2 separate regions of the Homo sapiens genome follow, and region 1 is linked to region 2. Evidence: chromatin loops called from intact Hi-C (ENCODE). Cell type or tissue: heart left ventricle. All regions are shown on one strand. Each heading gives the region's core, and the rest is flanking DNA. Links, peaks and the distances in the headings are about the cores only.

Evidence for each region. Hi-C counts contacts between places; a loop is a spot of excess contacts. Peaks named below come from ENCODE experiments on the same cell type or tissue, not always from the same donor. Only the 100,000 strongest peaks of a DNase experiment are listed, where the experiment ranks them.
Region 1: it touches region 2 in a loop (2.2-fold over the local background); 2 of 110 quality-filtered maps call a loop at or near these places.

Annotation. Positions count from the first base shown.
Region 1 is chr6:162,177,920-162,193,378 of GRCh38, forward strand. The region is part of intron 4 of PRKN (parkin RBR E3 ubiquitin protein ligase); the gene reads right to left. Among named protein-coding and RNA genes, the nearest start is that of LNCR-SMAL, 49 kb to the right of the region's middle. In heart left ventricle, for the core only: no CTCF peak of the experiment used is centred there; no DNase peak of the experiment used is centred there; H3K27ac peaks cover 1,074 bases.
Region 2 is chr6:162,355,733-162,371,191 of GRCh38, forward strand. The region is part of intron 2 of PRKN (parkin RBR E3 ubiquitin protein ligase); the gene reads right to left. LOC105369171 (a long non-coding RNA gene) reads right to left here. Exons shown (of 3, transcript XR_943200.3): 2 at 14,410-14,567; 3 at 7,418-12,934. Among named protein-coding and RNA genes, the nearest start is that of LNCR-SMAL, 130 kb to the left of the region's middle. In heart left ventricle, for the core only: no CTCF peak of the experiment used is centred there; no DNase peak of the experiment used is centred there.

The sequences.
Region 1 (15,459 bases), core at 4,028-9,027, 180 kb before region 2:
TTTCTCTTTGAATGTGGCCAGGCCTCTTGAAGGAGAACACTAGGTGGCATGCCTACCAAGCTCTGAAACACCATTAACCACCAGGAAAAAATGCGATTAGGATTCTATTTGGAGATCATATTTTCCCCTGTAGGCTAAGGAGGCATTCTCTAACACTGACAGGCTCTGAGTCTCTTTAGCCAGAAAATCAAAAAGTTTCTGTGAAGCCACTAGGTAGGACTTTTAGAAATAGAGTCGCTACATCCTCTAGGCTCCTGGGAAAGAACCTGTAGCTGAATTATTTTTGTGGGTCATCCGTAAAATGTTAATTGTGGATTGTCAAACCCTTACTGCAGAGAGGACTTTCACAGAAACAGTTCTATTTCTGATAAATCAATTTTAGCAGAAGAGTCTCTTTTGACATGCTTAATTCAATGAGCAAATTGTAATGGGCCTATCCCTTAAGACACTGGTGTTTGTGTGTTTGGGAGTGTTCGCTCAGCAATCTTGGCCCTGATGCTGGGGGAATTTGAACCTGACAGGCCCAGAGGATGGGGCCAGCCCCTTTCCCTGGCCTATGGCTCCGGTGCTCCAGACACACACACCTGAGCTACCTCCCTTAAAGGTTGGAGGTCAATTAAATCCCTCAAGTACCTACTACCAAGCTATTTGTTTAAAGACTATTTTGGCCATTTTTTTGATCAGTAGGATATTGTCACGTGCTGCCAAAGTGCTGCAGGTGGACATGTTTGTGTGTTCTGAAGGACTTACATCATCCTGCAATGGTCAGCTTTATGACACAAAGAATGAGTGATAACTCAGTCTTCTCAGTTTTGTGTCGTTTGTGGTTTTGTTTGTGTTTATTTCTTTCCCTATCTGGGGTAAAAGCCTCAGTCCCTGATTCAGCAGCTTTCTATCTAGGTGTCTGATTTACTGAATTGCATCATCTCTTCCTCATCAGTGTTTTCGCTTGTTTGCTTGTTTGTTTTGAGTCAAGGGCTCTCCGTCTGTCACTGAGGCTGAGTGCAAGTGGTGCGATCACAGCTCGCAGCAGCCTCAAACTCCTGGCCTCGAGCGATCCTCCCACCTTTGCCTCTTGGGTAGCAGGGACTACAGGTGTGTGCCACCACACCTGATGCCTGGCTAATTTTTAAAATTTTTTTCGTAGAGACGGAGTCTCACTATTTCCCAGGCTGGTCTCAAACTTCTGGCTTCAAGCAACGCTCCTGCCTCGGCCTCTCGAAGTGCTGGGATTACAGGTATCAGCCACTGTGCCTGGCCTCCCTTCAGTCGTAATTGCATTTTGAAAACTGGGCCTGCAGCTCTGTGGATACCACACATGTTCTATTTGAGCCTATATTTCTCTGCTGGCCGAATTTCTTAGGAACCTGTGCCAATTGTTTTTCATCTTTGATCATCAGCCCGAACCATGCTGTGTCCACCTGAGGGGACGGTCCAGCATCTCTGTGCCATGGCAGATGGACTGCCGGGGCTCCACCTGGTTTTGGAACCTGCAGTTTGCACCATGGCTCTCCTGACTGCAGAGCCACCGGCAGCTGCTGTGTTTCCTCATTTCCTCTAACCCCAGTCTGTGGGGCCTTCCCCTTCAGCCTGCTGCAGAACCCATCCCTCTGGTCAGTTGAAAAATGTGGGTAACTGAGTTGGAGGTGGCATGAGGGGACTTTCTGGAAAAGGTCTAAAAGTCTGTCTAGAGGAGCGTATACATGTGTGTAGGTAAGAATGGCATCAAGTTGCACACTGAAGGTTTATGCCCCTTACTATATGTCAACAACAACCAAGAAAAGAATCACCTGCCAAAGTCAGTCACCACCTACTTAGTTCCCTAGAGTTGCCACTGGCTCAATTCATGAGCTTATGTATGTGCCAAGGGGAAAGGCTTCCTCCTCCACTCAGGTTTTGAACATTGTAAACACTACCAAGCAGCAAACAGATAGAGCCTGAACGTGTGAAACTTAAATATCTATTTAGTGTTTGCCTCCTCTTCCCATTTTTTTTTCCTTTGACAGAAAAATTGTAGTAAGGGGACAGTGCTTTTTGTTATCTTATTACTGTGTGTGTGTGTGTGTGTGTGTGTGTGTGTGTGTGTGTATGTGTGTAGCAAAGTCTACATCCTAGAAATGTATGCTGCATGCCACAGCTGGGGGCCTTTGTGATACATGTGATAGGTGAAATTCATTGTAAAGGCATATTTGAGGTGATTTTTCCTTATTGTAATTCTCTGTGAATTGGGAGCTGCACTGAGGAAGTGACAAGGATGAAATGATGGTTACTATGATCAGCCTGTTTTCCCCAACTAAACATTTTCACTTGGTTGAAAGCTACCAGAGACTACAGTCAATAATAACTTAATCGTACATTTAAACTTAAAGAGCGTAATTGCATTGTGTGTAACTCAAAGAAAAAATGCTTGAGGGGATGGATACCTCATTCTGCATCCTGTGCTTATTTCACATTGCATGCCTGAATCAAAACACATCATGTACCACAGAAATATGAACACCTCCTATGTACCCACAAAAATTACAAATGAAAAAAGAAAGTCATCAGGTCTCGAATATACTATAAACATATGTGTTTACAGTCTCTTCAAACATATACCAAGAACCTTATTTAAATCTCACCAAAAAGAATTGTCGGCTCACAGGACAAGCTTAAGAGCTGTCCACTGTGATAATGTGACAATCCCAAACGAATCTTTTCTCCTCCTTTTTCATATTTCTCCCTTCCCCACATTGACTGAATGATATGTTGTCGGTTCCTTTTGTTCCAATCAGGTAGTTTTCAAAATTTCATGGCAGGGGAACTGAGTTAACCAATATATACATAGCCTAATTAGCTTTCAAGTTGGCTTTATGGGGCAAACAAGCAAGTGCGTTATACAACAGGGAACAGTGGGCTCCCCTCCCTCCTGTATCTCAATGACTGGGCACACAAATGCATCCCCATATATTAACTGGACAACACAACAGCCCCAGCTAGACCAGAGATGGTAGACACCAAAGAGGACATCAGGGAACAGGCAAAATCCAAATAACATGATTCTAGTTTAAACTGGATTGGCCTCATTCTCAGGTGAAAATGGGTTTACACAATGCATCCCTGCAACATTTGTAAGCTTATTTGTTCCTTTACACCACGTTTCATTCAGAAAGAACGTGAAACAGCCCATAACAATACAAGCAAGTGAAGATATCTGTGGAGGGGAGTGGGCTGACCGAGGAACAGAAGGGTAGGAAATGTTGACCCAGTCGGGGGTGACGTTCCAGTCCCAGGTCAGTTCCCGAAGTTTCATGTGCTTGCTAGAGGCAGGACACCTATTTGTTTCTAAGCTTTCCAGCAAGCATAGGAAAGGGAAGTGGGATTAATTACATAAATCACACAAACCATTTGCATATTTCTTTGCTATTTCTGGTACTGAAACCAAAGAATACAAGTGGATGCTTGGTGTTACCAACATCTGCACATGAGCTGAATAAGGATGATGGTCATATTGGCTCTGGAACCACTTACAGCTTCTACTTCAGATCATGGATTTCCACACATAGTAGGTATTAAATGCTTTTTGAATTTAACGGGACAAGGGAAGGTAATCAGAAAATGAAGAAAGAAAAAGAGAAATAAATGCATAAAGAGGGTCAGGCTTGGACAAATATTGATACAGTGTTGTACAAGAACCATAGAATCCAACATGGTACACCTGAGATACAAAATAACAACAGCAACCACAAAGAGAAACATGGGGAGAATCAGGGAAAGAAACTAAGAATCATAAGTAGGAATCACTAAGTGGGAATCAGGTCCTAAGCAAATTGCTTTATGTGCATTTGATTATTTATTCCATCATTGCTTGTCAGCTTCCAACTATCCCTGCCCAAGAGAAAAGTGCACAGACACACTCAGATTTAGGGGTAGGAAAGAAGTTGAGAATAAGAAAAGAGGTTCTGAAAGGTTAAGGATCTTGCCAAAGGTCACACATCTAGGAAGAGGAACTTGGTTACCTTATCAAAAACAGGAAATCCATTCTCAGTTTGATAATGAGTCAGATATTGTACTGACTCATTATCCCAGAATACGTACAAACATTCTCAGTGATCTGAGTTCCTGGCGTATTTTCTTTTGTATTGCAATCTCACAAATAATGTGTAGAGAAAGAAAGGAACTGCATGCAAAGTGTGTTCTTTTTACACACTTACTTTGCATCCACCAGTTTCTACCCTGGACAAAGACAGGGGTTGGAGCTGTTATTTGCTGTATTACTGCTGTACTAGTCCCTTCTTGATGGTTCCAAATACACTACACTCTAGTCATTAAACACAGATGTTGCCTGGAGATCAAACGCTACACTTAAAATCATGATTCAATCTGCGTTTACATTTAGAATGGGTGTAAACTTGAGGAGAAATGCTGTATTCAGAGATATTGAAGACAGACTTATAAAATATAATAGAATTTTATATTACACGTAGAAGCGTCTCAGCCTGAGGACAAGTGGCACTAGCTGTAGTTGCCGTCAGGCTGAAGCCTGTCTATGGAACTGGGCGGGGTGGATCTACCGGGAGTCTACTGACATGGGACAGTGAAGAACCACCTGGGAAAACATCACTGTGTGTCAGGAGGGTGTGCAGGCACCCAAGCATCATGCAAATCTAACACTTCAGTCTGAAACATGGGATGGCAAGTTACTACCACTCAGCCAGCTCCCATGGGCTCATCCCAGGATCCTCGCAGGAGTACACGGGAATTTTTCTCTTATTAAAACATGTGTGGGCATACCTCATTTTATTGCACTTTTACTTTATTGTAATTTGCAGATATTGCCCTTTTTACAAATTGATGTTCTGTGGCAAGCCTGCTTAGAGCAAGTCTATTGGCACCATTTTTCCAACAGCATATGCTCATTTTGTATCTCTTTGTCACACTGTCTTAAATTTAACCTTCAACTAAATAACTATTGTATTATTTGAAACGTTCAAGTAAACTAAAGTTTTGTGAAAACTGCTTTTCACCTACTTCTAAAATGCATTATTATTGGGTCATTTCTGACACCTTTTTTTCTTTTTTTTGGTGCTTTTCTGCCGATTTGAAGAAATAATGATAAAAAAGAATTTCTATAAATGTAAGGATACTTGGTTAATGTATATTTGCATTTCATTGACAAAATAACATTTTCCATAACCATGTGGTCTCAAGCAGATAAATTCCTGTCCAGAAGCACGGTGCTACCTTCAGCATTTAAATGTCGGGAGGCCCAATGTGTTCTCACATTGAGAACCACATGCATTGGAAGGTGGCTGCTATTCAGATAGGGAAGATGTAAGAGGATGGAGAACAAATGAGGTCCTAAGGAGACATGTAAGGCATTGGGAGTTCTTCTGCTGCAGAACCCAGGCTGCAGCCCAAAGGGATCTGAGAGACAGCTGCTACTGACAGGGAACTCACACAGGCCACATGGAGCTGTTTCCCTGCCATCATCATCTTCTGGTGGGTCTCCTTGCTGACCCACTCTGAGGATAAGAAGGTGAAGGAGATGTCCTTGACAGATGGCAGCCTATGAAGTAGGTTTCTCTGTGTAAGAAAGTCACCTCCCCTCCTGTCTTGGTATGGGGAGGGAAAGACTGTAAGCCTCTCTGTCTTATAAAAATCAAAGATTTGTGGTTCCAAAATTATATGCCAAAGTATACATCTTGGAAGGAATTCAATATGGTGATAAAACTATAAGTTGGGAAACTAACAACCTTGGTCCTAGTCCCAGATCTGATCTGTCACTGCTGACTGCATGACCAAGGCAAGGCCTGTCTGATTTCTAAGCTTTGGGCTCAATAGCCATAAAACTTTACTAACACTTGAATTGCCGCAGTATGCCGCCCCTCGATCCCTACCATACACCCCATTTATGCAATAGCCAAGTAACTTTTTTCCAGCTCTTTCTTCCTAGTTTTAGAAAAATACACTTACTAGTTCTAAAAATCCAAACAGGTGCACCTGACTGCCCCAGGGAGAATCCCCTGAACTAGTGCTATCTAAGAGAATTTTCTGTTGACAGGAATGCTCTAAACTACAATGAATGCAGCAGCCTCTAGTTGCAACTGCCCAGTGAGTCCTTGAAATGTGGCCACTGTGGCTGATAATCTGACTATTTAATTTTCTTTAATTTTAATTCATGAAAATTTAAAAAGTCATATGTGCCTAGTGGCTGACATATTGGACAGTACAGCTCTGTATCAACTTTTGCTAATTAATGTACATATCCAGGATCTTGTACTTTATTTGTCCTTTTAATCAATCAAATCCAATATTCAATAAGCAAAAATTACTGATTGCATAATAGGAGGCTTCACAAAAGGGCAGAGTCTAGTGAAGTAAAAAACATCCACTGTCCTCTCTTTCTCTTGATTACTTCCAACATTTACAAATTTGGGCTTGCCCCGCTGATATGGTTTGGCTGTGTCCCCACCCAATTATTAGTTCCCATAATCCCCATGTTTCACAGGAGGGACCTGGTGGGAGGTAACTGAATCATGTGGGCGATTTCACCCATGCTAGTCTCATGATAGGGATTAAGTTCTCATGAGATCTGATGGTTTTATAAGGGGCTTCTCCCTTCGTGCGGTTCTCATTTCTTCTCTCTCTTGCTGCCCTGTGTAGAAGGACATGTTGCTTCCCCTTCCACCATGATCGTAAGTTTCCTGAGACCTCCCTAGCCATGCGGAACTGTGAGTCAGTCAAACCTGTTTTCTTTATTATGACCCGGTCTCCGGTATTTCTTCATAGCAGCGTGAGAACGGACTAATACATCCAGCCTCCTTTGACTTCCCTTTTGCTGATCCCCACTGAAGTTAAAGATGCACATTTCACACGTGCTTTAAAGATTCTGAAATCTGCATGTTTGGAGTAGGCCAGGCAATATTGAGAAGTTTTGGTATATAAACCTTTGAGAAACTTAAAGTAAACCAATTTTCTCCACTTTTTAACAATACGAGTTTCTGTCTCCTAAATGAAGCATTTATTTCAAAACTCTTATACACAAAACTGTAATCTTAAAATAAGGGTGGGGGGGTGCTCCTGACTGCCTTGGTCTTCTGTTCTGACTAATCTTAACAAAGAAAGCCTCATCTAATAAAGACAAAAGTGGCATCGTTATGAAACTTGTATTGGGCTCTGCTTCTGAACATATATACTGGCATTTTCCTAGATTTGTGATATTATTTAGTACATATTTCACCTAAACTATGTATTCCACAGCACATTTTCCAATGTTATGGATATTTTTTCTAAACTCATCTTAATTTTCCAAGTTCAATACAATGCATAGCCATTTGAAAATAAATGCCCACTAAATTTCAAGCTGTACAAGGTAAACTTACTTTTTCCCCCCACTAAATGATAAACTTGAGTAATATATAGAACCTAACATTTGTGCCAATTCACTCTCCTGCCACCCCTTCTTCAAAATCATAGGTTTCCAAATAAAGGAAACAAAAACTTACGGCTGAATACCCTGCTCCAAATTAAACATAAAGTAATCAAAGTCATTATTAAATGTTTTTCATGTTGTCGAAGGAAACAAAACAACAGGAAGGACAAGAGTTTAGGTCAAGAGGTTCCGGTGTTATCTGCGTCCTTCATTATAAGTGATTTCAAAATCTTTTTCCCTCCAGGAAAAACTAGTGAGTAACAGCTTAGTCTAAATGACAGCAGCTCTGTGGTACGAAGGGTCCACATTTCAGCTAATTTTCAGCTCTTCTTATCCTGATACCATGAGATGGAATTTAATAGATGGCTGGAACATCTATAACATGACATTTACCAAAGGATGTGTCAGCGGCATCCATGGCCTCAACAAAGATGGAGCCTTCAAAACATAAATCAAAGAAAAATATAAGAACATCTTAGAAGAAAAGGATGACAGTGATCCTGCACATTTAAAATATTTTAAATGCCTTAGGGACTCTACGGAGCAAGTAGTGTTAAAAATAATGATGTACCAACTAAAGATATTTAGCTCCCTGTTAAGAGAAGAGGCTATGTAGCAGAAGGAGAAAATCTTTAGATTTTTTTTTTCAAAACATGTGGTTTGAGAGCCCACCTCACACTGTTCCTTTGGTAATTCTCTTATTCTCTGTGAACCTTGTATAGTTTTCTTGGGTGTAAAATAGTCACAGGATTCCCAACCTTACCCAATTCACATGGTTATTAAATCAATAAAGACAATGTGTGTGAAAATACTTTTTGAGCTGTAAAAGGCTCTACATGAAAAGCTTATGTAATAGAATATTAAATTGGAGGTTTCAATTAAAGCCAGATACAAGAGATACTATAAACCAAAAGAGGTGCTGATTGCCTATGTGAATTTACAAATCTAAACATCACTGACATAATTTTTTTAACAGACTTTTTTTTTTTTTAGCAGTTTTAGGCTCAAAGCCAAATCAAGCAGAAAGTACATCCTTTTCTTCCAAACATGGGCTATTTTGAAACATCTCATGAACATCATATTTATAGATTGGTTTGTTGGAGTGAGTGGAGATAATGTTTGAAGGTGAGATAATGTTTGAAGGTGATTTCTTTGTGGAAGAAAAGGGCTTCTATGGAAAGACTCCACTCAGAGAGCTTGATATGGCTCTTCTAGAGTTAAGGAGAAACAGTGATATGATTTGGATCTGTGTCCCCACCCAAATCTCATGTTCAATTGTAATCTCCAGTGTTGGAGGTGGGGCATGGTGGGAGGTGGTTGGATCCTGGGAGCAGTTTCTCATGAGTGGCTTAGCGCCATCCCTCTGGTGCTGTTCTTGGGATGGTGAGTGAGCTTTCACAAGATCCGTTTGTTTAAAAGTGCGTAGCACCTCCTCCTCACTCTGGACAGGTAAAACATCTCACATCTCCTTTGCCTTCTGCGGTGACTGGAAGCTTCCTGAGGTCTCTGTAGAAGCATAAGCCACTATGCTTCCTGTACAGGCTGGAGAACCATCAGCCAATTAAACTCCTTTTCTTTGAAAATTACCCAGTGTCAGGTACTTCTTTACAGTAAGGCAAGAAAGGACTAATACAGAGAGTGAGTTCAGGTCTGACCCGAGTCCCACTTGATAATGTTAAAGGCTAGCTACTTTGTTGGTATAGTTATATTGGGTTTAGTCTGTGATCCCAGAGTTTGTTAAAACAAAATATGTATGAGAATGCCCAATGGAAAATGAAAAAGAGCTGCACTGAAACCACTTTAGTTTCTACCCAAGATGTCCTGGAAGACCAAGGAGACTCCAACAGAGAAAATCGGGGTGGATAACAGTGAAAAACCAGCAGCTGAGAAAGAAGTGATCACCGGAGGAGGAACATCAGTATATGCTTGGAGGTGAAGCAGACATTTCCTCTGGTGACCTCTAAACAACTTGTACAGGAGCCAATGAGATAAAGTTTGCTTTTCACACTTCCTACACTTGACAGCTTAAACATATCCCATGACAGTGTCAGCTGAGTGAGAACTTTCCTGTGCCCTCTTGCTAAGCTCCTAAATTGTGCTTCAACACTGAGGTATCAGAAACAGAAGAGAGCAAAATGGCAGTGCAGGGGAGCAAGTTCAAGGTGGGGAAGGACGGAGGATGCCCCCCACCCCAATATACACCACCCCTCCAGCAAGTGCCCAGCCTAATGCAGGCCCAGCAGGAGTACATGGCAAGCTTTTTATTTGTTTAGTTGGTTGTTTTCAAGAGACTGGACACTACTATGTACTGAAATAAAGCTGTAATTGAAACTTAAAGTTATCCATTTGGCCCTGGGAGAAAATCTATTAATATAACATGACATTTACCAAAGAATGTGTCAGCAGCATCCATGGCCTCAACAAAAATGCTATCTGCCAGGAGGACATGGAAACTCCTTTAGAGGAGACAAAAGAATCCTCAGTAAAAGGAACCACCACCAGATACAGCGTGATGGGTTGTGCAGTTGAAGCTACAAAAGGTTTGTCTTGGACATTAATATGGTTTGGCTGTGTCCCCACCCAAATCTCATCTTAAATTGTAACTCCCACAATTCCCACGTCATAAGAGGAACCCAGTGAGAGGTGCTTGAACTATGGGGGTGGGTTTTTCCTGCACTGTTCTCATGATAGTGAATGAGTCTCATGAGATCTGATCATTTTAAAAAGAGGAGTTCCCTGCAAACTCTCTTTTTGCCTGCCACCATCCATGTAAGACATGACTTGCTCCTTCGTGCCTCTCACCTTCCACCAGAAGTGTGAGGCCTCCCCAGCCGTGTGGAACTGTAAATCCAATAAACCTCTTTCTTTTGTAAATTGCTCAGTCTCGGGTATGTCTTTATCAGCAGACATACAGATATACCGGGAGCTGCTTTACAAAAATCACCAGTAGGCATGAAATTTCCAGTGGCTCAACACGTCCCACTATGACCAACCCTGGTGATAAGCTCAGTGTCTGACACAGTGGCTGCCACACCTGCTCGCTCTGAATTGTCATTTCCAACCCTGCCTCTTCATTCTCCAACCTGAACACCAACATCATTCCACAAAGAAGGCCCTGTGTACACTCTGCCTTTTCCTTCTCTACAGTCAGTACTGGATCAATGTCCACATAGGCCCTATCCACAACCCAACAGCAATCTCCTGGTCCTACTTAAGAGCACATTCACCTTCTAATTTCAGGATCTTCTTTCATAGTCTTGCCATACCTTTCGTGGCTCCAACGCTGTTCTTTGAAAAGAAAACTTCTTTGAGGCAGGAGAATACTCTGTCCCTTTTTAATGCTTGAATCGTAAGTTTAATACAGAAGGAAAGCCCTAGGAAGTAAATCATTGTAGCTGCTTTAAACATTTGAAGAGCCTACAGGTGGAACATTCCTTAGATTTCGTTTTTTTTTTTTTTTTTAAATAACAAAACTAGAAGAATGGGTGGAAACATTTAGGTCAGATAACTTTCTCTCAAGCTCTTTAACAATGAAAACAGTTTTGTGAAAAGCAATGATTATTCCTTTACTCAAAGTGCTCTAGCAAAGTCAGATGACTACAAAGCAAGCATGTAAGAGTAATTATCTTCTATAGGAGGGAATTGAGATTAGACGACTGCAAAGTTGATTCCTATTCTAATTATCTTCTATAGGAGGGAATTGAGATTAGACGACTGCAGAGTTGATTCCTACTCTAATTACCTTCTATAGGAGGGAATTGAGATTAGACGACTGCAAAGTTGATTCCTATTCTAATTATCTTCTATAGGAGGGAATTGAGATTAGATGACTGCAAAGTTGATTCCTATTCTAATTATATTCTATAGGAGGGAATTGAGATTAGACAACTGCAAAGTTGATTCCTATTCTAATTATCTTCTATAGGAGGGAATTGAGATTAGACAACTGCAAAGTTGATTCCTATTCTAAGTATCTTATATCGGAGGGAATTGAGACTAGACAACTGCAAAGTTGATTCCTATTCTAATTATCTTCTATAGGAGGGAATTGAGATTAGATGACTGCAAAGTTGATTCCTATTCTAAGATTATGGATAGGCCAAGGTATACAATGACTATTATATCATTCATTATCATAGTCATTGTATACCTTGGCCTACCATTAATTTACTTCATGAAACATCTTAAACATCAAATAATAATAATAGTAATAAGAATAAAAATATCTACTATGTGGCAGGCACTATGCTAAGCACCAAAGTATGGTCCCTGCCCCAAGGAAATGAATCTAATAAGGGAGCCCAGAACAGGGGGACCCAAATAATCAAGACTTAATTTTTTGGTCATACTCCATTTATTTCATGAACTCTGTTTATGCAAAGTTTATATTTTTATGATAACATTGAACAATAGACATATTATGTCATATTGGTTTATACTGACCTTTACCTAAAGTACTTTAAATAAAAATATCCTATTCAGAGACAAAGACAAAGAGCATGGTTCTCATTTGTTTGTAGCACATTATGGGAGGAGTAGAGTTCATTTCTCCATGAGATACTACTGCTAGCTTTAAATTATGGCCATCTCTGAGTGTACGCTTATTAGCATGGCATTCTAAATTAATATGAAATTCTGTATGCACAACTGAAGATTCATAACACATTAAAAAAAATAGGGTCATTCTGACACTAGACAGAAATATAATTCTTTGAAACTAGCCGTGGGAGAACCCGTAGTTCAATCATACCAACAAATGACTGAAGGGTTTTAATCATACTCAGAGATTCAAGTGGACCATGCCCAGTGCATGCCATAGACTCTGGCATCAGTGAGTATCGTGCCCTACAACAAACCCACTTGGCTAACTAGTCACTTTACAAATCATATTCTATGAGCATTTCCCTTTTAATTTTCATAATTTCCTTTTTCCCAGTACGCAATACTCTTCCATTTTCTTTTCAGCAAGGGAAAACTCCATGTTTCACTTCTAATCCAGTTCTAGAATCTTAATCCCCACTTTAGAAAACAGAGTCCAGTGAATTTTACTCTTTTCAGGGAAAGCCTGCAGAGTAAGTGTCAACTCTCCCTCAACCTTATAAGAAAACTAATGTGACTCAATGTGAGTGCTTTCAGCAAGAATCTGAGCTCAAGTTCCCCAGATTAAACTCTCAGTTTGGTTTCTTTCTCGCCGGGTGACCCAAGTAAAGTCAATTAACCTCTCCGTTTCCCACCCGGCTTTACTGATGCATTTACGCAGGTAGCTGGATATTCCCAGATGGAAGAGCATGCACGCATACATTCATAATGCAAACTCATATCACAGTACTGGTCTGTACTGGCTTGCCTCATTCTGAAGCAGTATTTTCAGGGAGACTCCCCTGCCCCGCACATTTTATCACTGTAAGATAAGATATTTGTTTCTTATAAAGCATCAACAAAGGATCTACTATGTAGGAAGAAAAGGCTACTAAATTCTATTTATGTTTCCCCAGTGAGATTTTTGAGCCATTCGCTTCTTAAGCACATAAATTAACCCACTGCCCTACAGATGTAGTTTTTACTTCCACAAGTCTTGATAAAGCTCCTCAGTGCTCAAACGGATAATATGTCAGTTTCACTCTGCAGAGACTCAGGAAGGTACATCTATGTGTAGAAACAGGCACTGGAGAAAAGTAGCATTTCACACACAAAAACAGTTTCAAGGCTAGCCAAGTCTAGTACAGGCAAAGTGATACAAATAGGGCATAGAACAGCAGGGTTTCCACGCAGGAAAGAAACTGATGAGTTCAGGAAAGTGGGCTAAAACGGTGATGCATTTACAAATGTGATAGTCGCTGATCATTGCCAACCCAACGTGCTTCTCACCCTCTGTCCTTGCTCATAGGAATCCGATTTTTTTTGGAGATGGAATGGGCCCAGACTAGGGGATAAAATAGGACTGGTCTAAGCCAATCATGGCAATTCTGTTTCCATGTGGCAAACACTTGCTTTTCAACATGCTTCGTTACTATCACTGGCCATATGGCCCAGTTATAAATGATGAGCTGTAAGGAGAGGCCTATTAGGAGGCTTCTAAGAATTATCTTTTTCCATTTTGTTTATTTTTATGTATTTATTTATTTTTGAGACGGAGCCTCACTCTGTCACCCAAGCTGGAGTGCAATAGTGCCATCTTGGCTCACTGAAACCTCTGCCTCCTGGGTTCAAGTGATTCTCCTGCCTCAGCCTCCTGAGTAGCTGGGATTATAGGCACATGCCACCACAGCCAGCTAATTTTTGTATTTTTAGTAGAGACAGGTTTTCACCATGTTGGTGAGGCTCGTCTCGAACTCCTGACTTCAAGTGATCCACCGACCTCGGCCTCCCAAAGTGCTGGGATTACAGGTGTGAGCCACCGTGCCCGGCCAGAATTATCTGTTTTATATAGAAGAGACAGGCACTGCTGTGTCCGTTGTTATCCTGCCTTGCACACAGAATTGATGCCTTGATGCTCTGTTCTATGCCATGAAGGACAGTGGCTAGTAAAGCTAGAAACAGCCCCGTCAGTGTGTGAGTCAACAAGAATGTCCTGATGGGTTTATCTGCTGTGTGAGTGCCTGATCCCTGCCAGGAGACAGCATCACGAACCAATAAACAAACCAACCAAGTTTTTAAACATGATACATACATGTAACTACAACGTAAAATGAAACAATAAGACATATGAAAAACGTTCTTTAGAGAACCTTATTTTTTCTTTTATGCTTTGTAGGTACTTTAGGTTGAGTTTTCTCAAACCCTTCTATGTAGTATCAAGAAATATTTCTCTTATAAATATTTTAAAAATGTATCATCCTGCACAATGAATAAGATTGTAGATCACTTAACCAATTTCCAATTATCTAAATTAATGACTGCATGTCACTACTAACTGACAGACTTTGTAAAACTTTTAATATCTTTTACATAAAAAGTAAGTAATACTGGCTTGGTGTACCTCATTGCCATAATGATATGCATATGTGAAATTAGAAAAAGCACTATACAAATATCATAACAATTAAATATTTAGGTAAAGTCTGAGCTTAGCTCATGATTTATGGTAAGCATTCAATAAATTATAGGGATTTTTTTTTTTTTTTTTTTTTTTTTTTTTAGATAAGGTCTCGCTCTGTCACTCAGGCTGGAATGTGGTGGCATGATCATGGCTCACTGCACCCTTGACTTTCCAGGCTCAATGGATCCACCTGCCTCGGTCTCCCAAGTTGTTGGGCCTACAGGCACATGCTACCACGCCCAGCTAATTTTTTTTTTTCTATTTTTTGTAGAAGCAGGTTCTCACTATAATAGTAGTCACTCCTTATAGTATACATACAACAAAACCATGTACTTTGGAAGTAATGCAATAAGTAACATGTTTTAAAATATATACACATACTTTTTCAGAGTAATATGCTTTTAACTTCCTGCCCACAATTTTGAGAATTTCAAACTAGCAGCATGGGTCAAGCGCATGGCTGGGTATCAAAACAAAAACACTGAGACACTCTACACAACAAAATGCAAAGCGACATCTGGTATGTTCCCATCTCTCCAGGGTCCTCATGATGCTGAGCTTTTGAGCATTCTAAAGGTACACTTGGGGAACTTGCGTCTGCAAGACCGACTTCTTTTTCTGTCTCCCTTTTTCTTAAAGAGTAGTGAGTAAAATCATTACCAAACAAACAAAAAACAGTTATCATTACAGAGGGATCTCTATTAAAGAAGCAATGAAAGGCTAGCACTACTGTGGGCTGGATGAAAATAAATAGCTGGATTGAAAAGTCAATGAATTACCAACATTGACCCACATTTCTCTAGACTTTAATTAACTGACATCATCCCAATGAATAACATATGATAAATAAAATCTTAATTCTAAAATACTAGGCAAAGGACAAAGGCTCTCAACGTACGCATTTCTGTGATACAGAAGAGTAACAACGAATTGGCTAAAATTGCCGGCAGCTCAGCTAGATACCATTTTACTTATTTCAGATCAATGCTGGGTTTCTCCCTCTTCG
Region 2 (15,459 bases), core at 6,878-11,877:
AATTTTGATGGATTCTAACATTCATCTCAGGGACCCTGAGTGACATAAAGGAAACCAAGTCAGGAACAATGTCTCTGTCTTCGGAAGTCTCCTGTGAAGCAGAATTTGTTTACAAGGTAAAGGATTAATTAGGTTTACCTTAACTGATCTATTTGACAAAAACTCAAATGTAAATTATTAAGAGCAAAGATCAACTCATCAAAAGAAATGAAGATTCTGCATACAAGTGCCCAGCAGATCCATCTATAGGTTGATACAGGGAGTACTTATACAGGAGTCTTGTTGGTCCTCCAGTATACAGGGCTATCTCAGACATTCTGTGTGAGGGCACTGTGGGCACTTTACACCTGCCACATTCAGAGACAAGGCCAAAACCACCAACGTGACCTTTATTATCTCCCTTAAATGTAGATTTCTGTAATTAAATATCTTCTACCCTTGGTCACTACTACTTAGCAGGATTACGCTATTCAATAAATTGACTACGTAATGTAGAAAGCAGAAAATGTTCTTGCAGCTTTAATCTTCTCTAACTGAAAGATGCTAATCTTTCTACTCTGTGGTCCTAAATTGTGCCCCTTGCTGCTTTCATAGCCGTCCCCCCACCCCCATCCCATTTCTTCCAGGGCCATCATTTCCTCTTTCAGGACAAGAAATGACTACAGTGTTCCATGAATATAATACCATGGTTTACACCACGATAAGAGACTGTGTTTCACTATGATTGCTGTAAGGTGGCCACATGGGCCCCAGACTACCATAGTAGACTACAATATTTAAGAAATAATCTAATATATAATACATTTTTTTTTGCTTGGTCAAAACAAAGTTTAAATTAAATATTAAAATCACATAAAGTTATTTTGAGGATATCAACAAACTGATTCTAAAGCTTATATAGAGAAGAAGAAGACCCAGAAAAGCCTACACAACACTGAAGGAGAACAAATATCATTGGTACCACCCGACTTTAATGCTTACTATAATGTCACAGTAATAAAGTGTGATTATTAGTAAAAAAAAAAAAAAAAAAAAAAAGATAAGATAGACAATAAACAAATCAATGGAGATCCCAGAAATAGATCCACACAAATACAGTCAACTGATCTTTGACAAAGAGGCAAAGGCAATAGAATGGAGAAATAATCATCTTTTCAAAAAATGATGCTGGAACAAATAGCCATCCACATGCAAAAAATAGAATAAATCATTACAGTTTACATCCTTAACAAAAATCAACTAAAAATGCGCCATAAACTTCAATATAAAATGCAAAACTATAAAACATGGAGAAGATAACAAATAAGATCATCTAGATGACCTTGGGTTTGCTGGTGATTTTTTACATGTAACACCAAAGGCACAATCCATGAAAGAAATAATTGATAGGCAGGGCTTCATTAAAATTAAAGACTTCTGCTCTGCAAAAGACACTCTCCAGAGAATGAAAAGCCGAGTCACAATCAGAGAGAAAATATTCACAAAATATATATCTGATAAAGGAGTAGTATCCAAGATATACAAAGAAGTCTTGCAACTCAGAAACACATAAGTAAGGGACCCATTTTTAAATGGTCAAAAGAGTTAAGCAGACATCCTACCAAAGGAAAAATAAAGAAATAAATAAATACAGCTGGCAAGTAAGCATATTAAAAGATGCTCACCATCATATGTCATTATGGAATTCAGAAATAAAACAAAATTAGATAGTACTGCCCACCTAGTTGATGGCTAAAATTCAGAACACTGAAAACAGCCAATGTCAGTGAGAATGTGGAGCAAAAAGAACTCTCATTCCTTCCTGGTGGGAATGCAAAACGTTATGACCAGTTTGGAAGATAGTTTGGCAGTTTCTTACAAAACTAAGCAGATTTACCATGCAATCCAGCAATCACACTTTATTCATATCTGGACAATACCTGGAAACAAGATGTCCATTAATGCATCAGCAGGTGAATGAACAAACTCTGGTTTATCCTTACAATAGAATATTATGCAGCAATAAAAAGAATTATTGAGTCACCAATAGATATGAAGGAAATTTAAATACATATTGCTAAGTGAAAGTCTGTCTGTAAAGGCTATATACTTTCTGGCTCTAACTAAAAGATATTTGGAAAAAGCAAAACTATATATAGAAGCAGTGAAAGATCAGTGATTGCCACAGGTTCAGGGGAAGGAGGGAGAGATGAGTACGTGGAGTACAGGGTATGTTTAGGGTAGTGGTGCTCTTCTGCATGACGTTATAACGGTGGATACATGCCATTAGATATTTGTCAAAACCTACAGAATGTACAACACAAAGAATGAAGCTTAATGGAAGCTATGGACTGTAGTTAATAATAACGTATCAATATTGCTTCACCAATTTAACAAATGTAACACACAAATGCAAGATGTGTTAATAACAGAGGAAAGTGTATGTGTGTGTTGGGGGAGAAATAGGGAAAATCTTTGTGCAACTTTTCTGTATGTACAATTTGTCTGTAATCCTAAAATTACAGACAAAAGTTAGTTTATGAATTTTAATAAACAGTTTGGAATATTTTTCGAAATCTTTATTTTTCACTTGCCATACTGAAAGTTACCTGGCATGGTTCTTTTCAGCCTTGTAAGCAATCAAAATATTTCCACAATCTAATTCAATCAAGCTTGGTATTTTACTGTTTGAAAATCTTAGCATTATTTACAGATTTAAGGTATTTCTATTCCTTCTTTTTAAAATAATAATTAAATTGTTTAATGAAAGCATTTCTGACTGTAAACGTTTAAATGCTACAAATTTACATTTCTCTGTTCATAAAAGAACTTATTTTTGGTTTCTTATCTTTAAGACAATGCCACATTCATGATAAAAATATACTTCACCAATTTTGAAATAGTTCTAGTAGATAACTATTAAAGATCATTAAAAACTCTTGAGTGGATGCATTCAGTTCTCTAAATCTAGAGTGCAGCATATCATAAAGTGTCTCCTATCCCTATCTTATCATTTTAGATTTTTTTCTCCAAAGTAGTGCTCACTATCAGAAATCACCTTGTTTAGGCCAGGCAGAGCAGCTCACGCCTGTAATCCCAGCACTTTGGGAGGCCAAGGCGGGTGGATCACTTGAAGTCAGGAGTTGGAGATAAGCCTGGCCAACATGGTGAAACCTCCTATCTACTAAAAATAAAAAAATTAGCTGGGTGTGGTGGCGGCTGCCTGCAATCCCAGATACTGAGGAGACTGAGTCAGGAGAATCATTTGAACCTGGGAGGTGGAGGTTGCAGTGAGCCGAGATTGTGCTACTGCACACCATCCTGGGTGACACAGTGACACACTGTGGCAAAAAAAAAAAAAAAAAAAAATATATATATATATATATGAAATCACTTTCTTCACATATCTGTTTACTTGTTTCCTAAATCATCTCTCCCAATTCCCCAGCCCATCAGCCCCATAGGAACAGATGTACTTGGAAGTGCCACAGCAGAGGAAAACCACCAGGTAAATAAATATTTGGGAGGTGACTGATTGAATAAATTAACTTATCTAGATTTGGTTTGTCAAGGACATTCGGAAAATTAGGTAGAATTTAGCTCCATGAATGTTGAGAAAGTTGAGTTTTGAGAGCCCTAACATGGCCAATTCATTTTACAGAGGTGGAAAATGGGGCTGACAGATGTTAACTCACCTTGTCCAAAGTCTTAGTAATGGAATCAGGAAAAAATTCAATCACTTGACTTTTAACCAATAATCTTTTTTACTACAAGAGTTAATTTGCTAATGAAATCTCCTCAGTATTTTCTCAAAACAGAACAAAACCATGAGTTAAGTATTCCTTTTTCTTTGCTATAACTAAATATACCTTTTAAAATTAAAAAAAAAAAAACATAAACATGGTTATAAGTGATCTTATTTCCTGCATTTGAGGCAGCTAAACCAGTATTTCCCAAAATGTCTTAATACCCACTTCTTGATCTGCTGCAAGGAAAAATATTGTTCAGTGGTCAAATACGTTCAAGAATCATGATTATTATATAGAGAATAGACGTTTGCCTCTTAATGGAATTGGAAAATTCCTACAGTAAAGATACATGTTTAGTTAAGGGTTGGCTAAACTACTTCACTGTGGCATCCTCTCTTCAAAGAACCCATCAATATTCTACAGAACAAATATGCCATACAACACATTTTTATCCGAAAATCTTTTATAATTGGCTTATATTATTGTTTTATTCTTCAAAATGTTTTCTAAACTGTCTCAGTTCTCGTCCCATGTCATACAATATTTTATAATTTTTCAAATTCTCACTTTTATGTTCTCACTTACTAAAATACGGCAAAATATAATTTATATATACATATGTGTGTGTGTGTGGGTGGGTGTGGGTGTGGGTGCGGGTGTGGGTGTGTGGTACCTGGAACACAATAAGTGGAAAAATTTGTTTCCTCTGTCTTATCGCACCCCTTTAAAAATAACACAAACAGAAAGTGTTCTTTCTAATAGTGCAACTTACGGTCCATTTATTTTTTAATATTTGTTATTTAATCCATGGCACTCACTTTTTTGAACTGCAGTAAGGTGTTCTTCAACAATTCCTAATTTTTCTGTGAATCGTTTACTTGGACAATGCCACATTCACATATACATCCCCTAACATTTGCATTTATTCAGTTTCCTTTTAAAATAAGTGCTAAACAAATTAATGGATTTTGAAGGAGAAAGGCTTTCCTTTCAAAAGAATGGTAACCTTTATGTAGTTGTTTTTAGATATTTCCTATAAAACCTGTCTACTCTCGATACAGTCAGACATCTTTTCTTCTTTTTTAAATATTAAAAATAAGCACATAAAATAAGTCATTTGTTCTTTAAAAAACAAACAAAAAAACCAAAAAACAAAAAACCTACAAACACAAAATCATGTAAACCAGAAATCTTTCACAGAGGTCAAGAAGTCAAAAGTAAACACCGACAATGAAACACCGACAATGGTAAGATCCTTGTGAGGCTCTCGCTCCACCTTTCTCATTACTTCTATGTTTCCGTGGCACACCACGGGCCAGTGCTTACTAAGACCTCTGCTTAGCGATGGAGTTAGTGGGTCTGCACCTCTGATTGTGCTGGGCATGAGACATACTGATTAAAAATGGTAAAAGGATAAAGGAACTGGCCTTTGAGAGACAACATGGATGAATGATGAGTTTTTGAATTAAATTTTTGACAGCTTTGATCTTTACTGAAAATTTAAATGAAAAACAAAACAAAGCAAAACAGAGTTCCAGGATTTTAGAAGTGCCTTTTATCTTAAGTGAAATGTTCTCATCAGAAACTTTGGCATCCCATCCAGTGCCTTTGATGCTGGCTGTGAAACAAGACAATCCATCTTCTTAGCTGGGAAGACAGGCCCTTCACCACCCAGGAAACCATAACTTGTAAACATCAGTCAAGTTCAGATGGCTACATTTTTACTTCAGAAGTTCGCTTTGCATTTGGAGTGGCTCATTAGGGGAAAAGAGAGAGAGAGAGAAAGGGTTATGGACCAAAGTGTGTTTCTCAAAAAATTCATATGTTGAACCCCTAACCCCCAATGTGATCGTATTTGGAGGTAGGGCCTTTCGAAGGTGATTAGGGTTAGATGAGGTCACGAGGATGAGGTCACAAGCCAGGATTGGAAAGCTTGATAAGATGAAAAAAAAAGAGTGAGCTTTCTACTCTGTGTGAGAACACAGCAAGAAGGCATCTCTCTGCAGGCCAGGAAGAGAGGCCTCACCAGCAATCACCTTGATCTTGAACGTTCCAGCCTCCAGAACTCAGAGAACTAAACATGTGCGTTTAAGTGCCCAGTCTATGAGACTTTCTTTTATAGTAGCTGGAGCAGACTAATACCGACAGACCAAGAGAGAGAAAATGGAGAGAAATTTTCTGGCTTGTCTTTTAATTATTCTTTATTTATAAAAAAAGCCACATTGATTTTTGCAGCAGTGATGCAAGTGTGCTGTGCATAGGTTTGATGTTCTGCTCAAATTAAGTCTAAGTTTTTCCACTAAAGGAATTATAGTGTTAATATGCCAAGAGTCCTATCTGCTCACGTACTTCCAGTCTCTGTAAATACGTGCAGCCTGATATCAAAGCAAACCTTGAGGCCATTAACTATAACATTCTTGGAGAAACAGCTGAAGACCTACTAAGAAAAAAGTACCAAATAACCAAAGCTGGCAATTACAATTCCACCCCGAAAAGAAGGAAGGCATGCATATGAATTATGAAAAATAGGGACTGTGCAGCTCTCAGATTTTCAACAATGAATTGCTCACATTCTACACCGTGTGTGTTAAATGTTTAAAAGTAAAAGATCCCAAACATTTTGCCAAATATGCAGTGTTCCAAAGGGAAGTATCAAAAGGATACTCATTTATAAAATTATGGTTCAGTAGATAAATTATAAGGCCTCAAAGAACATGCTGTTACTTCTACTTGCCAATTTATAAATTGACTCAAGTCTTCATTTAATTTATGAAAAATCAAATCATCTCAAGAATGTTTTCGTTATTTTTCTCTACCATGTAAAATATATGTTTTGTATGTTTGATAAGTTGTATCCTGTCAATTTTAGAATTTAGCTATTTGGAACATATAAACCACATTTCTACAACTCAAAATAGTATAATGCTTAGTTACCTATCTTTAAAAAAGTAATAGTAATGCACTGAGATATTTGGGGGTGGGAGGTGGCGGACACAAGTTTAACTTTCAAAAATAAGGGCCGTGTAAAATAACTGAAAAATAATCCTATTTGAATTAAAATTGAATAATATTAAAAATAAATTTCTACTGAAAATTACACCTGTTTCTCTATTTTATTTTTCTTCCTTTTAGGATAGCAGAAAATTCTGTTAGATAAATCAGACTAACATGGGAGACATTGTAAATATTAAGAAACAATAGTAGGAAGAGGCGGACTCACATTCATCTTGCTCTTTCTGCTATTCCCTTCCAAAACCAACTGTGAACAAGCACTCAGGGTGGCCAGGGTACGTGAGGAAGCCTCCTCTAGCCCAGAAAAAAACTTTATTTCACAAAAAGTTATCCTTCACAATAAAAAACACTATTCTATAAAAATTGTTTCCCCTGGCCAGGCGCAGTGGCTCACGCCTGTAATCTCAACGCTTTGGGAGGCTGAGGCGGGTGGATCACGAGGTCAGGAGATCGAGACCATCCTGACTAACACGGTGAAATCCTGTCTCTAATAAAAATACAAAAAATTAGCCAGGCGTCGTGGTGGGCGCCTGTAGTCACAGCTACTCGGGAGGCTGAGGCAGGAGAATGGCATGAACCCAGGAGGCAAAGCTTGCAGTGAGCCAAGATCACACCACTGCACTCCAGCCTGGGTGACAGAGCGAGACTCCTTCTCAAACAAAAAAAAAAAAAAAAAAAAAAAAAATTGTCTCCCCTGACTTGAGTTATGGGAAAGAGGGTTAGCTTCACTTGGCCCTCCATGCCCCTGCCCAGGCACGTGTCTGTATTAGTGTTCTGCAGAGGCAATTCAAAGTACATTGTCCAAAGCCCCTCTTTGAAAATCTTTTGATGCTGCTGTAATTCAATTTGGTTTCTATGTTGAATCTGAAGTTCTGTGTTACTACTAACCCCCTTTCTGTAGGAAAAAAATGTATTTTTCTATACAAACCCATATGCCATCGAGGTACCTGTATTTAATATACCTCCATTTAGTAGCTAATAAATATGTCTATTTGAAAACTATTTATTCTTCCATACTTAATCATAGTGAACTATAAATCCAAACTTGACAGCACAAGAAAAGTGACATTTTTCTTCTTTCATTTCTATGCTACTTTTTCCAAATTATTTCTTGTTCTTTTTAAAAATGAAGCAAAGACATCATCATTGTTACTATTATGCCTTCAGTTAACAAAAACCTTTTAAAAAGATTATTTGAAATGCATATGTAATATGCATGACTACGTTAACAGGATTATATGCTATTAGATATTGTGATATAAAATTACAACTCACTGGGAGATACAGTCCTCTTTGGGCCTCTCTCCCTTCTATACATCTTGCTGGACTTGCCAAGATCAAAAGGTCCTGCCCGCTTTTAACAGACTATTACTCAGGGTTGCTTATGCAACTGGTAACCTAAAGAGATAAGGCAAGGTCTTCCCCTAGACAAAAGGCTTGCATGCGGCTTGCTATAACAGTAGTCCCAGCTCAGTATTCACCGGCTGTGATGCAAATCCACCCATGAGTAAGTTCCCTCTGAGCCAATTGCTTCATTCCCTGCACACAAGCTGCTGCACTGCTGAGCACTGTGTAATAAAGCCCTTTGCCTTTGGCCCCAAGACTCACGTCTTCCACCAGCAGCCTGATACAGTAGCAGGCTCACTGATTTGTAAGAGGGGTAAAATCAAACCCCAGACTTGATAATACCATCTACACAGACATTCACTGGTATGATTCAAGAATATAAATAACTGGTATTCAATGTATCCAAAAACAATCATGATGAATATTTCACCAATGCATTGCTCTTTAAAATAATACCCAAATAATTATCTGTACTGTTTCCATACCTTGACCTTTCAACTGGACTTTTCCTTAATTTGAGCTTTTTTGAGTTGTCATCAGTGTCGTGGAGACTTGCGCCTTCCAATTACACAGTGGTGTTCAAACAGAAGAAATTCCAAACTTTTCTTCCTTTTGACTATAACTACCCTGGGAGTAAAATGTCCCCCAAATAAAAACATAAAATAAATAAAATAAAAGAAAGAAAGAAAGTATCTACTTGGCAAGTGGGAGGTCAGAAGAAAAGGGGCTTCAAACATCAAAGAAGGTTCTCAAAATACTCTTTCAAATGAAGAAAGCCCCACGCTCGGTGCCTTATCTTGCAAGCTCACATGGCCAGACAGCAACCTTTAAAGGATTATCTTAACATGCGGCGAGCTGGGCCCTCTCATGTGTTCTGAAATTTAAACCAGAAAATGGCTGCACAACTGACATGGTTGTGGGGTGTGAAGGGGAATCAGGAAGAGGGAGGAGAGGCTTACATTTCCAGAATGAGCCAGAGTTCAGATAAAGATATTTGTGTAAAAAACAAAGCAACCAGGAATATGATCCTGGGCTGTCAATTTGTAGAATACAATCTAATACTTATACGCCATAGGTAGTCACAGAAGTTATAAGAAACTACAAGCCCTAAGGCATTTTTTAGAATAGAAATCTCTCTTCTCCCTCTCTCTCTCTCTCTCTTTTTTTTTTTTTTTTGCCAATATGTAGTGTGGGATTTTCTTTGGCTAAAAACTGTTCCAATTTCCCTGTTTTCTAAATATACTTTACTAAGCATTTTTTTTTACAATCAGGAGTATTGTAACCTTTGTATATTTTATCAATAATAAAATAAATCCATAATTTAAAAAAATCACACAAAAGTGTATAAAGTAAAAAGTCAAAGTCCCACATCCCCACCTCTGAATTTCACCTTTATCTGTGTGTATATGTATATTTTGATATTGTATTTTGTAAGTGTATTGTTCTGTAATGTGCTTTTTCATTTAATAGCATGATTCACATTCTTCCATGTCAGTAAATACAGAGCTTTCTATTTTTTTCATGTCTAGACAGTACTTTACAAGATGATTATATTCAGTAATGTATTTAACCATTCCCCTACTGATGAATGTTGAAATATTTTCCCCTAATTTTTTACTGTTTCAAAATCAAAAATATGTACATCAACTTCAAGCTTTTTACTATAGCCCGTGGACTCTTACGTGATTTACTACCTGTCTTTGTCTTCCTCTGGAACTTCTTATACCAAATCTTTGTGCCCCTGGCCTTTCTTCCATGCCTGGGCTAAGCCAACCTTGTCTCTGCATCTCTGTGGAATGTCCTGTCCCAAGGTATTGGCGTGGTGGTTCCTGCTGTCTCATCACTCGCTCCAAGGTTACTTCCTTGGTGAGGTCTTTCTAGAGCTCCTGTTCTACACAATCTAATTTATCCTTAGTCAATATCTTTTATACCTTCTCGGTTTATTTTCTGTACAGCACCCATCACCCTCTGGAATAATCTTGTTCATGTATTTCTTACTGTTTACTGTTTTCATGTAAGATTTTTCTCTGGTATGCTCTAATGTGTCCTTTATTAGAACAATGTCTGCCACATCATAGGCTCTCAATAAACGTCCACTGAGAAGATGCATAATGGAAGTATACTTCAACTTGGATTGTAGCACATTTACACAAATATTTCCATTAGAGAGATGCCTCGAAGTAAAATTACTGCCCAAAGATTTGTACACACAAAATATTGATGGGTACTTGCCATGGGTACTGCAAAAAAGCTTTAATGGCAATTTATATTGTCACCAATATTATGGCAACGGCCCTTTTCCCACAAATGCAGTTTTATAATGCCAATTTGACAGGTTATAATAATTTTTTTGTAAATTAAAAATCACCTTGTTCTAAAGAATCTTTTTACATTTATCACATTTGTGTTTTATCTCCAAATTAATCATTGTTGAAAATCTTTTTTATTCTTTTATCTTTTGGGATTACAGAATGTCATTCTAGTTTTCTTCCATTATTATACAAGATTGAAAGGATTTTGGTTGGCTTTCTTAGATCTTATATCCAAATGGGATTTATTATTATATGTGGCATAATAAGAACTATTATTCTTTTAAAATGTATTAATTGTCTTTTGCTTATTAAAAAATAGTCATGGTGGACATTTCTTTAAATTTTCAAAAATAAACACAGAAAAGAAAATAAAAATCACCCCAATAGAAACTTGCCTGATTTCTTTCCACTGCATTCCCTGTAAAGGTGTGTTAATAGAAATGTTTCTTTGATCATACCTATAAAGTGGTGTTTATAAAAATGTTTATTCCCGGCCAGGCACGATGGGTCATGCCTGTAATCCCAGCACTTTGGGAGGCCGAGGTGGGTGGATCACCTGAGGTCGGGAGTTCGAGACCAGCCTGACCAACATGGAGAAACCCCGCCTCTATAAAAAATACAAAATTAGCTGGGTGTGGTGGTACATAATCCCAGCTACTTGGGAGGCTGAGACAGGAGAATAGCTTGAACCCGGGAGGTGGAGGTTGCGGTGACTAGAGATTGCACCATTCCATGCCAGCCTGGGCAACAAGAGTGAAACTCCATCTCAAAATAAAATAAATTTTAAAAAATTAAAATGTTTATTCCCTTATACAACATTCCCTCATACTCTTTTGTATACAGTTTGATATGGTTTGGCTGTGTCCCTACCCAAATCTCATCTCGAATTGTAGTTCCCATAATCCCCATGTGTTACGGGAGGGACCCGGTGGGAGGTAGTTGAATCCTGAGGCCAGTTACCCCCATGCCTGCTGTTCTCATGATGTGAATGAGTTCTCAGGGGAGCTGATGGTTTTATCAGGGACTTTTTCCCCTTTTGCTCGGCAGTTCTCCTTGCTGCCATCATGTGATGAAGGACATGTTTGCTTCCCCTTCCACCATGATTGTAAGTTCACTGAGGCCTCTCCAGCCATGCAGAACTGTGAGTCAATTAAACCTCTTTCCTTTATTAATTACACAGTTTTGGGCAGTCCTTTAGAGCAGTGTGAGGACAGGCTAATACACTGTTTTTTCGCTTATGCTATGAACATTTTCTTTTGAAAATGTGATTTTTAATAATGGTACAGTATCTTAATGTGTATGTGTATTGTAATTTGTATGAGTGTATTTTAATGGTTCCTATTGTTCTACAAGTAATTCCTTTTTCTGTTATTAAAAATTAACCCACCAATGAAAACCCATGCTCATAAAATCTCCAGGACCATCTCTGATTTCATTCACAGGATAGATTCCTAAATGTGGACTCAATAAGAAAAGGAGTATAAATTATTTCACAGCTCTTTTCAGGCCTTTTACAGGCAGGTTGTGTGTACTATTTAAAGTACTATTAATCCCACCACATACAAGATGTATTAGGTACTTCTTAAGAGTGCACTGAATATAAGAAATCTGTTACAAAATGTTAGCAGAGCAGAAAGAGAAAAAAAGAAAGAAAAAAGGGATAGAATGAGATTAGATCACCTGGTAAACTGTAGGAAACAGCTACTGCCCCCAGGACTCAGGAAACTCAAGAAAGTACTTTATCAGAACTTCTGAGTGCTGAGTGCATGCCAGGACCCCTGAGGATGGGCCGACTGAGTGGGTAGAAACCACCAAGGCACTGCCTCCCAGTCACGGAGGAGTGGCATGGAGAAGGGATCACAGACACTTCCAGAAGCAGGAGAGAGGGAAGGGTAGAAAAGAGAAAATGACAGCGCCTTTCCCCTGACCTGCCTTTGGATCCACTGAGCAGATGTCACAGGAACTCGCTGGCAAGGGCATCTGGGAAATACAGTTTCCTCCCGAGCCAAGCATTGCGGAGCAGCACAAAGGGCGTGGCTGGGGAAGGGTTGGGAGAACAGGGAATCACTCTCACACCCAAGAGTGCATGGAGCATATCTGGGTGTCTACACAGGTAAGAGAGTGAGGGGTCAAAACCGGGCTTCTTATGACTCTAAAATGTATTTTTAGAGCAGTTACCAGGAGAGCTGACATTGTTGAATCTACCTGAGAAGCCAGAAGCCAGACTCTTTGTATTACTACAGAATGTGATTCCATGCTGTTGCCAAATGCCAGGAATTTCTACATCGACTGCCATCAGGACATGGAAGTCTCATTGTTTCTTAAAACGCAACTATTCTTGAAGACATGGAAGGTCATCCTTCTTACATCCTTACATCCTTCTTTCTGTGGCCCTCCTAGGCTTGTCACGAGTCAGCACGAATCCCAAAGGTACCAGCAGCACAGAAGCTCACACTCTGTCATCAGAGCTGGGTTGGCAGTGACAGAAATGCTTATGCAAACACAGGCTGACTTCTCACTGAATGTATAGAACATCTAGGAAAGAAAGGCAAAGGATTTAGGCCAAAGCAATACCTCAATGCAGACAACTAACTAGTGGCAGCTAGCTAGTCACCTGCTCTCAACTCTTCAACGTCCTTCAAATATTTTCTCTAATTGATATAGCATAATTTGTGATGCCAACAACCAAGTGTTTTTTCACAATTACAGAGAGCCAAACCTGTGTCTCTGCTGCTCCCTTAGGCTACTTATAATATTGGCCTAGTTCTCTTAGCTGTCAGCACAATTACCTTGTGATTAAAAAGATAACATCAATAGGAATTTCTTTTTTATCAGCTAAGCCATGGTTACATGTTGCATGGACACTAGCACTCATTACCCCATCCATATTTTGGTGAGATTTTTGCCCATTTCCTTCGTTTTCACAGAAAATGAAATAAAGCATAAGCTTGTTGGTTGCAAAGGTGACATATAGTAAGTCAAATAAACCCATAATGAAGTTCCCTTATACTTCAGGTTAGCTTCAAAATCCCACTCAAATATGTATCCAAAAAGAAATAAAACAGGAAACTTTCTGGAATAAGTTCTTTTGTTGCTATTTTTATATTGAATTGGCAAATGTCATTTCACTGTCTGAGGTCAAGGGAACACAAGGGAACAGGCAGTTCTCGAAACAGAAAAGTTGGAGGTGCTGTGCCGTCTCTAGCTAAGAAAACTCTAGTTCTATGAAATATCATTCCACCTGAGAAAATTTTCACATGATTAAAAGATAACAGTGCCATAAATCTACCCTTGAACATCAGGTGTGACTCTTACTATACTACCCAATGTCTTTTAAAAAATATTTAGATCATTAGCCAATTTGTGTGGGTGATACAATTGTACACATTCCACAAAAATATCAGCCATTTGTCTAGTTCAGCATCTGGTAATGTCAATTAAGGGTTTTATTTACTCACAAAGAGAAAAAAGTAAAGATATTAGTTTCAAATTAAGTCCAACAGTCTATTGAGTACGTAGTTTAAATGTATTTCAGCTCTTCATCCTCCCCAGGGCAGAGATCACTGGCAGAAATTAGCATCCACGGATAGGAACCAACAACAGGGTAGCTGATGATGTTTAGGTGAACTCCCCTCTTTATAATAACAGAAATAACCCCTTTTCCCCTACAAAGCCCGTCTACATTTTGCATAGCACTAAGGATGGCAGACCTAGGAGCTGAGTTAGCCAACCCTGAAGGTATCCTGCCTCAAGACTTGTGGCTATTTGGAAAAATAAGCATCCTCGTCATGGGGTCAGTGGAATCGGGGCAGTTTGCTGGAGTGAAAGCCCCCAATTAGGTCACCCTGTACTTGTCATCAAGAATGAGTACACATGGCCTCTCTATCATCAAGTGGCCACCTACGCTTTTTGAGTGGTAATTCTTGAAATATGGTTTTCTCTATGAAGAAAGCTTTTCTCTCCATAGAAAAAGCTTAACAGCAAATTTCACTGTAGTCGAAATGTTTCACCTTTCTTTCCTTTTTGATGTGATCGTCAGCTCTTGACTGCATCTCGTTTTCTCATGCCTGCTTTCTTTCTGCTGTCAGTCACAATCCTTTGTGACAAGGTGGGATCACCTGGCAGATGATTTGGATGTTGCCTCTCATGGAGATATATCTCATTGACCCTTTCGAATTCAGAGATTTTTTTTTAATATAGAAAAAAAGGCATAGCATTTTAACATCACTAACTAAGGCAAAAGATAAGGACACTGGACTGAAAAACCAAGGATGTTGTATAAATATTCGTCCTTGTGTCACTATTTTATTGGCTTGAGGTATCCAGGAAACAACTTCATTTCCCCAAATTACATTTTATTACCAAACAAAAGATGAAAAAAGTACTACTTATCCCATTAAACTAGCATAATGGTTACTTTAATTGGAGGGGTGGGAGAGAAAGAAAGGTGAATCTACTTAGATTTCTTGGAGAAATGAACTTACAAAAATGGAAGCTGGTGGCAAAGCCAAAGTGAAATTCACGTTTACTTATTCCATGCAATATTTCTCTGTCCAACCTATGTAAAGCACTACAAATGAATACAGTCATAGCAACTAATTGAGTTATCAGCATCTCCAGAGTAGATGTTACTAGTATGTCCTGGCATATGAATGGTAGTATTATGTGGGATATTAGTAGTTCACTAAGAGTCCTATAGGACTTCTTGTGTCTGGAAAAAGAGTTTAGTGAGTGATACTGAAAAACCAACAGCTTGGCTCACGGGCATCATTGAACAAATGGTACTGAGCATGGAACGCAGCTACTCAGAACTTATGAGCCAAATGGGTGTTTTCCGTACATGGCTTCTTGTCCAGAATGCTACTGCTATTAGCCCAATGGCCATCACTGGTTATCAAACATCCTGACCCAAGTCAAAGCCAGACGAAGACAGAAGGCCATCGTGGGAAGGTGAAGCGATTCATGCTTAGGGCAAGATAATTATTTGGTATCCTTTCAATCCATTTGTTCAACATTTGCTCCCAGGAGAGGCGGGATGCTTCCTGGGGACAGATTAGAGA